2 separate regions of the Homo sapiens genome follow, and region 1 is linked to region 2. Evidence: chromatin contacts called from ENCODE Hi-C or POLR2A ChIA-PET data. All regions are on one chromosome and are shown on one strand. Each heading gives the region's core, a stretch centred on a gene start or an enhancer-like site at or near the end of the contact. The rest is flanking DNA. Distances are from core to core; before and after follow the strand shown.

Region 1 (5,101 bases), core at 2,280-4,779, 55 kb after region 2:
CATGGAAATAGTGAGCTCTAATGCAATAAAAAATGTTTTAGTCATTTGTATATTAAGTGCTGAGAGAGCAGTTACTTCTGCCTAGGGGAATAGGATGTCAAGAAAAGCTTCACAGGAAGAGAACAAATATTTCACTTAGTTTTAAAGGATGAGTAGACTATTTTTAAAAATAAAAGTTGGATTTTGGCAGAGAAAGAGTAGAGAAGGGAAGGGCAAGAAGCCTAGGGCGTTCTAGACTGAATAAAGGTCTCCGAGGCCAAGTCTTTAGTATATTACTCAAAATCATGAGTAGTGTGATGTACTTGGAGCCACAGTTACCTGAAGTCAACATAATGTTTTTTAATAATAGCTTTATTGAGTTATAATTCACATACCATAAAACACACCATTTTGGCTGGGCGCAGTGGCTCACGCCTGTAATCCCAGCACTTTTGGGAGGCCGAGGTGGGTGGATCACTTGAGGTCAGGAGTTTGAGACCAGCCTAGCCAACATGGCGAAACCTTGTCTCTACTAAAAATACAAAATTAGCTGGGTGTGGTGGCATGTGCCTGTAATCCCAGCTACTCGGGAGGCTGAGGCAGGAGAATCACTTGAACCCGGGAGGTGGAGGCTGCAGTGAGCTGAGATTGTGCTGTTGCACTCCAGCCTGCAAGGGCGGGGGGAAAAAAACAACCACACACAACACACACACACCTTTTTAAAGTGTGCAGTTCAGTGGTTTTTAGTATATTCACAGAGTTGTGCAACCATTACCACTCTCTGTTTAGAAAATTTTCATCCCCCACACCCAAAACAAACTCTGAACCTATTAAAAGGTCACTCCCTGTTCCCTCCTCCTTCCAGCCCCTGGCAACCACTAATCTTCTTTCTGTCTGTAAGGATTTTTCTATTCTGGACACATCACATAAATGATCCTTTGTGTCTGGCATCTTCTATTTAGCACAATGTTTTTAAGGTTTATTCATGTTGTAGCAAGGTACGCAATTGTTTTTCATTTAAAGAAAAAGTCTCAATGCTATTACAATTTTCCATATTCTTTGCACCTGTGGTCTGTCTCCCTAAATATAGCCCCTTTATGAAGGAGGAATGCAAAGCTGATCCAACTAGAGACTACAAATTCCTTTATATTTATATAGAAAGGGGCACATAGTAATGAATTGGAAGCCATATCCAAGCTAGAATCATCTAGATTTAGTGAGATTGACTAGTGCAACCCAATTTTTTGCACTCATCCCCTGTCCATCAGGTACCTGGAAATGATTGCAATGATTTTGAACTAGGTTACTGGTATAATCATACTGCTGTTGAGATTAGCAGGCAAATTACCAAGTTAGTTTTTTATTGGAGGGGGAGAGGTCAATGTGTGAGGGTGCATAGTGGAGACTGGGGACCAGGCTGACAAAGATGAATTGTTTTAGGTAGTGATGACTTTGAGGTAATGGGATAAGTGAGTGAAAATGACTGGTTGGCGTTGGAGATGGGATGGAGATGGAGCTTGGAGAAAAAGAATAGCACTAGTAAATGGATTTAGCTAGACAAAGGAGATTTACCCTATTCCATTTAGCACAGTGAGGAGAGGCTAGACAGCTAGGATGCAATAAAAAAAATTTTAATGAGAAATGTGTGTGGTAGATTAATTTTATTAATCTCAAGTTATAGATTAAAAAATTTAAGTACCACATAAATGCCATTTGCCTTTGCTAATGTTACATTTTTATGAAGAAGGAGCCTTGCATAAGAATGATATAATGGACTTTTGGGACTTGAGGGAGAAGCTTGGGAGGGGGGGTAAAGGATAAAAGACATATTGGGTGCTGTGTGTACACTGCTTGGGTGACAAGTGGACTAAAATCTCAGAAATCACCACTAAAGAACTTATCTACATAACCAAAAATCACCTGTACCCCAGAAACTATTGAAATAAAAAAAAAGAAGGGGACTTGGACAGATAGCCGTATTCTTTGCCAAATTATAGTTACATTCTGCTCATGGGGGATTAGGAGGTTCAATGGAAGAAAGGCCCCACTCAGCTTTCTTCCCTCTTAAAATGTTGCCTTGTAAATTAGGGAATTTTGCATAAAGCTCTGACCTTTACTTCCAAGGCCTTTACTGAGAATGGGTTTGGATACTTGGAGATAGATCCTGACTCCCTATCCCTCCTAGATCTTTATTTATCCTATTTGGAACCCAGGGAAATGGCCTTAAAGCTGATGAACCACAGGGTGTCCAAGTCATGGAGCTATTGAGGTTCTCCCCAAGTATCTTTTAAATTGCTGCATTTGGGATGGGTACAGTGGCTTACACCTGAAATCCCAGCACTTTGGGAGGCTAAGTTGGGAGGATTGCTTGGGTCTGGGAGTTTAAGGCCAGCCTGGGCTAGATGGTGAGCCTCTGTCTCTATTTAAGAAAATTAGAAATTAGCCAGGCATGGTGACACACCAGCTACTTATAATGCTGAGGCAGGAGGATCACTTGAGCCCAGGAGTTTGCGGCAGACAGTGAGCTATGATTGTGCCACTGTACTCCAGCCTGGGTGACAGAGCAAGACCCTGTCTCTTATTTAAAAAAAAAAAAAAAAAAAAAAAAAAGCTGCGTTTGTTGAAGAAATGCTCAGTCTAAATCAAACATATGAACACCTTAGCCATGTTCCACAAAAATTTGCTGTGACTTACCTTCTTAGAGTTATTTCTCATCCTATGAGTAGAATAAGTATCAGTTCACATGTATTTATTTGTTCCAACTGTGGGTTCAACATCATACTATGAGAAATGCCAAAATATTTTCTAACTGAATGTAACTAGAGATAAGACTAATTTATAAGAGAGTTAATAGAACAAGCTATATTGGTATATCCCTGAGAAATTCAAATTCCTAAGTCCCTTTACCCAATTTCCCTGAAATACTTCATTCCTATTCATGAAAGTTTGCACGTTCCATGATTCCAGGATTAATTTTAGGCTGTTTTACTTCCTTGCCTTGACCATATTGTCAGTATTTGATGTTGTACCATGCAGTTATGATTTCAGGGTTGCAATTACAGTGCACCATTAATATAATTTGCATTTTGTCAAGGTTGTGCTAAATAGAACTTCCTTTCTGCAGATTTGGGGATTAATGAATGATCATCTAAAAAGAAAGCAACAACCATAACATAGGCTATAAAATCATAAACAGACCAGCAGAAATGAACAGGGCTGAGCTGATTAATTGGTTATGAATTAAAATGTAGATTGTGATTCATTCACTATAGAACTCAGAATTCTAGAAAATGCCCATTTCTCTCATAGCCAAAAAGTCATATGAAAAACATTACGGTCATGTGATATGACTTCATTGGCACAGCAATTTACTATTCAGCAAAGTAAATAACACAATTAACAAGTGTTTCTGCTGGGCCTTTTGCACTTACACTGAGATTTTGGCCTCTCCCCCACACAGCTGGTTTTGATTTGGTTCCTGTGGAATATTTTTGTTTTGTTTTGTTTTGCATTTAACAACAGTCAGATATTTATGTACAGCTTCATCAAGAGCCTCTGATGACAAATATGCCTTTGGAGGCCAGCAGAAGCTGTGGGAAACCCCCGTGTCAGCACTCAGACCTGTTTCCAATGGAGAGAAATCGCTCTGGGGACTGAACTAGCCTGCTCATGAATCCAGTTCCCTTTTCCCAGAGCCTTCTGCTAGCTCACTTCCAACCCATGCTGGCCATCCTGGGACTGTGCCCTGCCTTGATTTTTCCTTATGAAGCAATCCCTCAAGACACAGCCTTGGCCCTCTCTCCTGAGTGAGGGAGGAAAGGCAGAAACAGGCAGAAAGCCATTTACTTCTTAGATTGGAAACTAGAGCCTGGTTTTTGAAATAAAGCTTGGCAGTATCTCACTTATAACTTACTTTATAAAATGTGTACCTTTTATTTGCTGTCAGAGTTATCTACATGAATTTGAGATGTTTGGATAAATCGTTATTGGGGAAAGTTGCAATTGGAAAATAGACAATGAAGTCTGGGCAGAGTTCCCCACCCTTCGGAAAAGAGTCTCGGATGGTATAATCCGCTTGGAGAAGTCTAAGCGAGAAAGAAGGGGGGAAATCATAAATGCTGAAAGCAAAGCAAAGACAGCTAATATTAGGAAACAGAACATGGGAATCCAGTCCTTCTTACATTGTACTCCTGGTTCCGCCAGTGTTCTCATGAGTGACCTTGGATGAATCCTTCAGTGTCCTGTGCATGCTTCCCCACTTAAAATGAGAGGATTGAATCATGTGAAATTCTTTTTTTAAGCCTCCTTTCTAGAAAAAAATGAAATGCTTTTCAACTCTAATTTAGTGATTTTGATTCAAATATACCATGTATAACCAAAAAGGAAAAAGATGGATAATTTTTACATAAAAGTGTTTAAAAATATATCAAAGTACTTACTTTTTATACATTTTATAAATATTCTTTGGTATCTATTATATCTAGCTACCATTGCCAGAAACAACTTTTTGCAGATTTTGAGATTTACATCTACTTTGAGCCTTAATAGAACATTGCTTATACTTTGTATTGATGTGTGTCACTGTACGTATAAATCTAAAATGGTGTAATTCAGCCTAATAACTTACCTCCTTCACCAGACTCGGTGCCACTTTTGACTTCTTTATAAACTCAAATCCACCCTGGCCATAACTGGGTATGTTCATGAAACATGCTACTCACTACCCCTCAGTACAGCTTCCGAAGATGAGTTCCAAAGCCCTCTTACTTTAATAGCAGCATCCTTAGAATGCTGAATGTGTAATAACAGGAGAGTTACTTTAATAATCAGCCATATTACATTAGAATACTCATAAAGTGTATGAGTAACCCGAATCCTGGCCTGGTCAGAAGGTCTGAGTTCATACCTCAGCTCCCACACATAGCCAAGACTGCCATGTTCCTCTGTGTGGGCCGTGTCAGGCAGGACCGTGTGCAGCAGTCATGTGAGACCTTGGGTTATTTACTTCATTGACCTTCGTTTCCATCATTTTGTAGGATGTGATTAATAATTCCTACTCCTCACAATTACCATATTAAGTAAGAAGGCACCTTACAAAAGAAAAATACTGGACTCCATCAAA
Region 2 (5,238 bases), core at 2,273-4,772:
GAAAGTAGATTAGTGGTTGCCAGTGTCTGAGAGAGGGGAGAATGAGGACTAATTGCTGGGTTTCTTTTGGGGGTGATGAAAATGTTCTGAAATTAGATAGTGATGATGGTTGCAAAACTGTTCATATACTAAAAACCACTGAGCTGTACAGTTTAAAAGATGAATTTTATGGTATGTGAATTATATCTCAAACCCGTTATGAATTTTAAACTCCAAAACTATTCCTCAAGGTATTTTGGGCATAAAGATCAAAAGGATTTCAGAGGGTAGAGATACTATTTCTAGATTGGGTAGTAGATTGAGAATTTGTGAATGAGGTGTGTTTGAGCTGAGTGGTTTTTAAGGAAGGTGAACACTTAGATATGTAGCTGTCACCAAAAGGAAGAGTTTTGAGTCACAGAATTCAGCATGAGGCAAGCTCAGGAAATCAAGAATATCTTTGGGAGGGAAGTTGTAGTTCAGCTTAGCAGTTGTACAGAGTCTGTAAAAAAAAATTCAATCCAAAATTTAATTGGAAAGGTGGGTTGGGCCCAGAGCAGAGGGACCTTGGAGTGCAAGGAATTCTCTGCCTTATTTATTATTTATATTTTATTTTTATTTTTTGAGACGGAGTCTTGCTCTGTCACCCAGGCTGGAGTGCAGTGGCACCATCTCGGCTCACTGCAAGCTCCACCTCCCGGGTTCACGCCATTCTCCTGCCTCAGCCTCCCGAGTAGCTGGGACTACAGGTGCCGACTACCACGCCCAGCTAATTTTTTTGTATTTTTAGTAGAGACGGGGTTTCACCGTGTTAGCCAGGATGGTCTTGATCTCCTGACCTCATCATCCGCCCTCCTCGGCCTCCCAAAGTGCTGGGATTACAGGCGTGAGCCACCGCGCCCGGCCTTGTCTGCCGCCTTTTGTCAGCTATAGGGAGTGGGTAAAAAATGACAGGCCTCAGAGCTGTGTATTAGGAAAACTGACAGCTGAGCCTTTGCATTAGCTAGAAGGGAGGGAGCCCACCTGTGGAAGTACCCCCTTAGGAGTCTCTTGCAGTCGGTTGAGAAGAAGGGTTTCCTGTCTTGAATTATCTAAAACTGGAATTATTTTGGTTAAATTGTGGGCCTTCTGATACAAACTTGGTGAATTTGAAAGTCCTCACACACATATTATTCTACTTCATTTTCTGGGAAAATAAATCTGTTTCCTAGTAAAGAACTGTCTGGGCCTGCTGAACGGTGGTGTGTGGACCCTCATTCAACCAATACCGTGCACGGCATCTTCTTTTTCTTCTATTCCTCGCCACCTGTGGTGGTGTTGTTGTTTTTCTTCTCTATTTCCTCTCTCCCTTTCTACCCCAACTGGATCTACTTTCTCCCTGTCCCTCAGCTTTACCTGCCCACCTCCAATGATAAGACAGTATCAGAGAAAATTACCAGTATTTGTGCAACATAAAGTAAGTTTGATGAAAACCATATTAGAGAAAACAGCATGCAGAAACCTTTCCATGAAACATAGATGGACACATGACTTGTAGGCTGTGTTAAAAAACTTTAATGGAAAAATATGCTAAATGTGATGAAGTTCTTTTCTAAGTAAACTTAATATAAAAGTAATTGGGGTATAGAGGAGACTCACTGTGAGTATTCTCAAGCCTGTAACTTCCAGAGCTCGTGAAGATTTCAGCATTCCCATTTGTGACTTGCTATTAAACTCTTTTCTGCTATTTTGATGTCTCCTATTTTGACGTCCTGAATAGCAAACTTATGACCCTGATTATGCCTCAGGTCATGGATTATGAAATGGTTACCACATTCCTGAGATGTTAGGAACTAAAAGGTTGTCATATTTTCATATGTTTATGATGAGGCTATCTAACTTATACCAGTTACCAATTTTTTTTTTTTTTTTTTGAGATGGAGTCTTACTCTGTCACTCAGGCTGGATCTCAGCTCACTGCAACCTCTGCCTCCCAGGATCAAGTGATTCTCCTGCCTCAGCCTCCCGAGGAGCTGGGATTACATGGGTGCACCACCACACCCGGCTAATTATTTTGTATTTTTAGCAGAGGTGGGGGTTTTGCCATGTTGTCCAGGCTGGTCTCAAACTCCTGACCTCAGGTGATCTGCCCGCCTCAGCCTCCCAAAGTGCTAGGAGTACAGACGTGAGCCACTGTGCCCTGCCAAATTTTTAAAATGTCTTTATCAATATGCTATGTGTTTTTTAATGCAATCCGAGATCAAGTGTTTGATAGAAATGATAAATTCGGGCTGGGCGCGGTGGCTCACGCCCGTAACCCCAGCACTTTGGGAGGCTGAGGCAGGCAGGTCACCTGAGGCCAGGAGTTCAAGATCAGCCTGGACAACATGGCAAAACCCCATCTCTACTAAAAATAGAAAAAACTTAGCTGGGTGTGGTGGTGGGCGCCTGTAATTCCAGCTACTCGGGAGGCTGAGGCAGGAGAATCACTTGAACCCAGGAGGCAGAGGTTGCGGTGAGCTGAGATCACACCACTGTACTCCAGCCTGGGCGACAGAGTGAGACTCCATCTCCAAAAAAAAAAAAAAAAAAAAAAAATTGCTGTAGGCATGTTTTTCCAGGTTTGATTTTTTTCCAGAGAGAAGTATGCACAAACAGTTAACACTGTTACAGTGTGAGCATCAGGATGGAGTTATCCAAAACTCAAAAGAAGCCTTTTTCTTTAAATAGTTTGTCAAATTGTTTGTTTTTCGGGGGGTGGGGGATTTGAGGGAGAGGGCATGGTGTTAATAGGATGGCTAAACGGTGGTGGATCGGGTCTTCTGTTCTGTTCAAGTGAGAGTGTTAAAGTTGTGAGAAGACCTAGTGTTGAAGACAAACGCTGTGGTATTCTGAGAGGGAGGGAAGCAGAGAAGCTCAGGCCGGGGGCAGGTTCACATCAGGAGGTCCATTTTTGAGTCTTGGCTCCATTACTTACTGTTTACCTGAGCCAAGTTGCCATTCTTCCTGAGCCTGAGGTTTTTCAACATAAAATGGGGAATTTGAAAGGTCAAATAAATTAATTCATAATATTTGTGTTGTCTGGTTTATTATAAACGTTGAGTCCTATGGAGAGTTTAGAGATGTTACCATTCATATTTTTATGATATATAGAACAGCTTAAAGCTCCCCCTTTGGTGTAAGTATAGTATATACAGGTATAATGTTCTGAATAAATTACTTCAGTTATAGTTTGTGAAACCTGATTATAGCTGATACTCTGGAAATGTAACTCAGTTGTAGTCCAGAATTTTATGCTCAAGGTGGTGCTGTTTCCCCATAAATCTGATGATGTTTTACATTTTATCTCTATCTGTTCCAAATCAAGCAAATAACTGGATATATGTCTAGGGCCATTTCGGCCTTCCACAGTCCCCCAAGCCATCTTTCCTTGTGAGACCCCACCCAAAATCATGTCATAGAAATGTGTATTTACCCCATATTCACTAGAACACATGTGGGAGCTTAAGAGTTGAGTATACCAGTGGACCTGTTCAACATTTTGGAAGACATTTGTTAAAAAATACTTTAGATACTACAGCTTGCTTTTTGTATTTTAGAGTCAGTTTGTTTTTAGGTCAGAAATATTTGAAAAGCTTGTAAGCCCTGGCTCCTAATGGAATAAAGGACCTAATATAGTTCTTCTGCAAACTGATTACGTTACAAGGGAAAATACTCATTTCGAACTTATTTTTGCTCATAATCTCTTTCCGGGCCGCCATATTAATCATTTCCTACTTGTTGTCAGAAACCAGACGTGCATTTCATAGATGTGGTCGTTGTGTGTTTGATGTGAATTGTTTTGTTTTGTTTGTTTTTAGATCCGGGGATTTCTTTCACGGTTTGATAATGTCCTTCCCGTCAGCCTGGCATTTGACAAATGTACAGCTTGTTCTTCCAAAGTAAGTCATTTTGTATTGGAGGGACTTGTTTTTAAAAGTGAGCGGGTCAGCATTTGACCGCAGCCTCACCAGCTGGAGCCCTTGAAACCAACTAAGGGCTTTTTGTGGGGGAAGGGTGGGGTCTAAACCCTCAGAAAGGACTTTGTTTTCATGGATCTGTATTCATTCTCACAGTGGTTTAAAACCAGCCTGAGAAAATGTGTAGGGAGACTGAGTTAAAATATTTCAACTCTGTATCAATACTTGCATCATGCTAATTTTGTCTTGAATTTGAACTTTACTGCTCTTTGTTCCTCCCCAGAGGGTTCCCTCCTAGCCAGGACCCTCATAGAGCAATTTTTTAAAGCGTTACTCTGAGGGTGAGGCGGCCCTGGCTATGCATCTTCTGCAGATCCACATAATTACAAAGAAAAAGTAAACAGAGATTAGGGGCCTGGATGGGGAGCCACTAAAAGGGCCCCTTCAGCTTTGATCTTTCCAGAAGCTCTAAAAATAGAGCTGGTATGTTAGCCATCGTAATGTGAAACGGCTGATATATCTCAAAACTACAGTGATGGCATCTCGTGTTTTAATAGGCTTTCGGATACCATCTGAGTGATTTTTACATGCACACTGTATGTGATAGCTGATTTCCTTTCAAGTGTTCCTTTCAGCCTTCTGCTGCCCAGCGACTTGACCTGGGCTTTTAAGGCTCATGATTGCTGATAAGTAAAGATTTTCATGTTGAAGTGCTATACAAAATAATGTTGGTGACCACTAATCCCCAACTGTGGCTTCTCAGTTACAATTTGGAACTATTTTTCGTGTAGCCTTCGTCTGTCTGCCACTGTGGAAGAAAGAGAATTCTAGGGATGTATTTCTCTATTCTGAGTTGACAAGCTTCCTTTGAAAACTGTACTTGGGCTATATTTTATGGGAAGCACAATCCTGACCAGTTTCTCTAAAAATTGAATGTAGAATTGACAAGCAATGTTGATAAATTTGGTTACGTTTAGATGCTCAAAAATTGAGACTAATTATTTTCTTTTTGCTTCCGAAGTAAACTAAGCCTGTTTTATTATGCATCCCAAGTGCCTATGTTGAGATTTCAAGCTTAGACTTTGTCAGTAGTTACCCATGAGCCCATTCTTTCTGTAGTTTCCTTTAAGATATATCTGCTCAAGCCAGGACCTCAAGGATGTCTGCATGCACCCCCATCTTCAGAAATGCAAGTTTTAGGATTGTATACTACATCTTTAGTGGAGCAGATTTTTTTTTTCTTTGAATGGTTGAGCTAACTGGTCTCAAAATAACTTGGCAGTATTAATTTTCATACTGAAATCATTTGGCACAGGTGCCA

What was found. A loop is a pair of places that touch in the nucleus more often than their neighbours do. ChIA-PET counts read pairs that join two places held with the same protein, here RNA polymerase II (POLR2A). Pooled maps may share reads with other maps.
Region 1: a loop to region 2 is called in a map of posterior cingulate gyrus, with 9 times the contacts of the local background. The contact joins two enhancer-like sites. A Hi-C loop is called at or near these places in 10 of 168 maps with a recorded cell type or tissue (aorta, cardiac septum, endothelial cell of hepatic sinusoid and 6 more) and 3 of 50 pooled maps. POLR2A ChIA-PET finds 5 or more read pairs at or near these places in 3 of 52 experiments (OCI-LY7, Panc1 and activated naive CD8-positive, alpha-beta T cell).

Annotation. Positions count from the first base shown.
Region 1 is chr3:11,430,727-11,435,827 of GRCh38, forward strand. The region is part of intron 20 of ATG7 (autophagy related 7); the gene reads left to right. Among named protein-coding and RNA genes, the nearest start is that of ATG7, 160 kb to the left of the region's middle. Within about 2 kb of position 3,530, at least 16 of the 41 ENCODE cell types and tissues checked have a DNase peak (open chromatin) inside an H3K27ac peak, as active enhancers do.
Region 2 is chr3:11,376,154-11,381,391 of GRCh38, forward strand. ATG7 (autophagy related 7) reads left to right here. Exons shown (of 21, transcript NM_001349232.2): 19 at 3,819-3,899. Among named protein-coding and RNA genes, the nearest start is that of ATG7, 110 kb to the left of the region's middle. Within about 2 kb of position 3,523, at least 3 of the 41 ENCODE cell types and tissues checked have a DNase peak (open chromatin) inside an H3K27ac peak, as active enhancers do.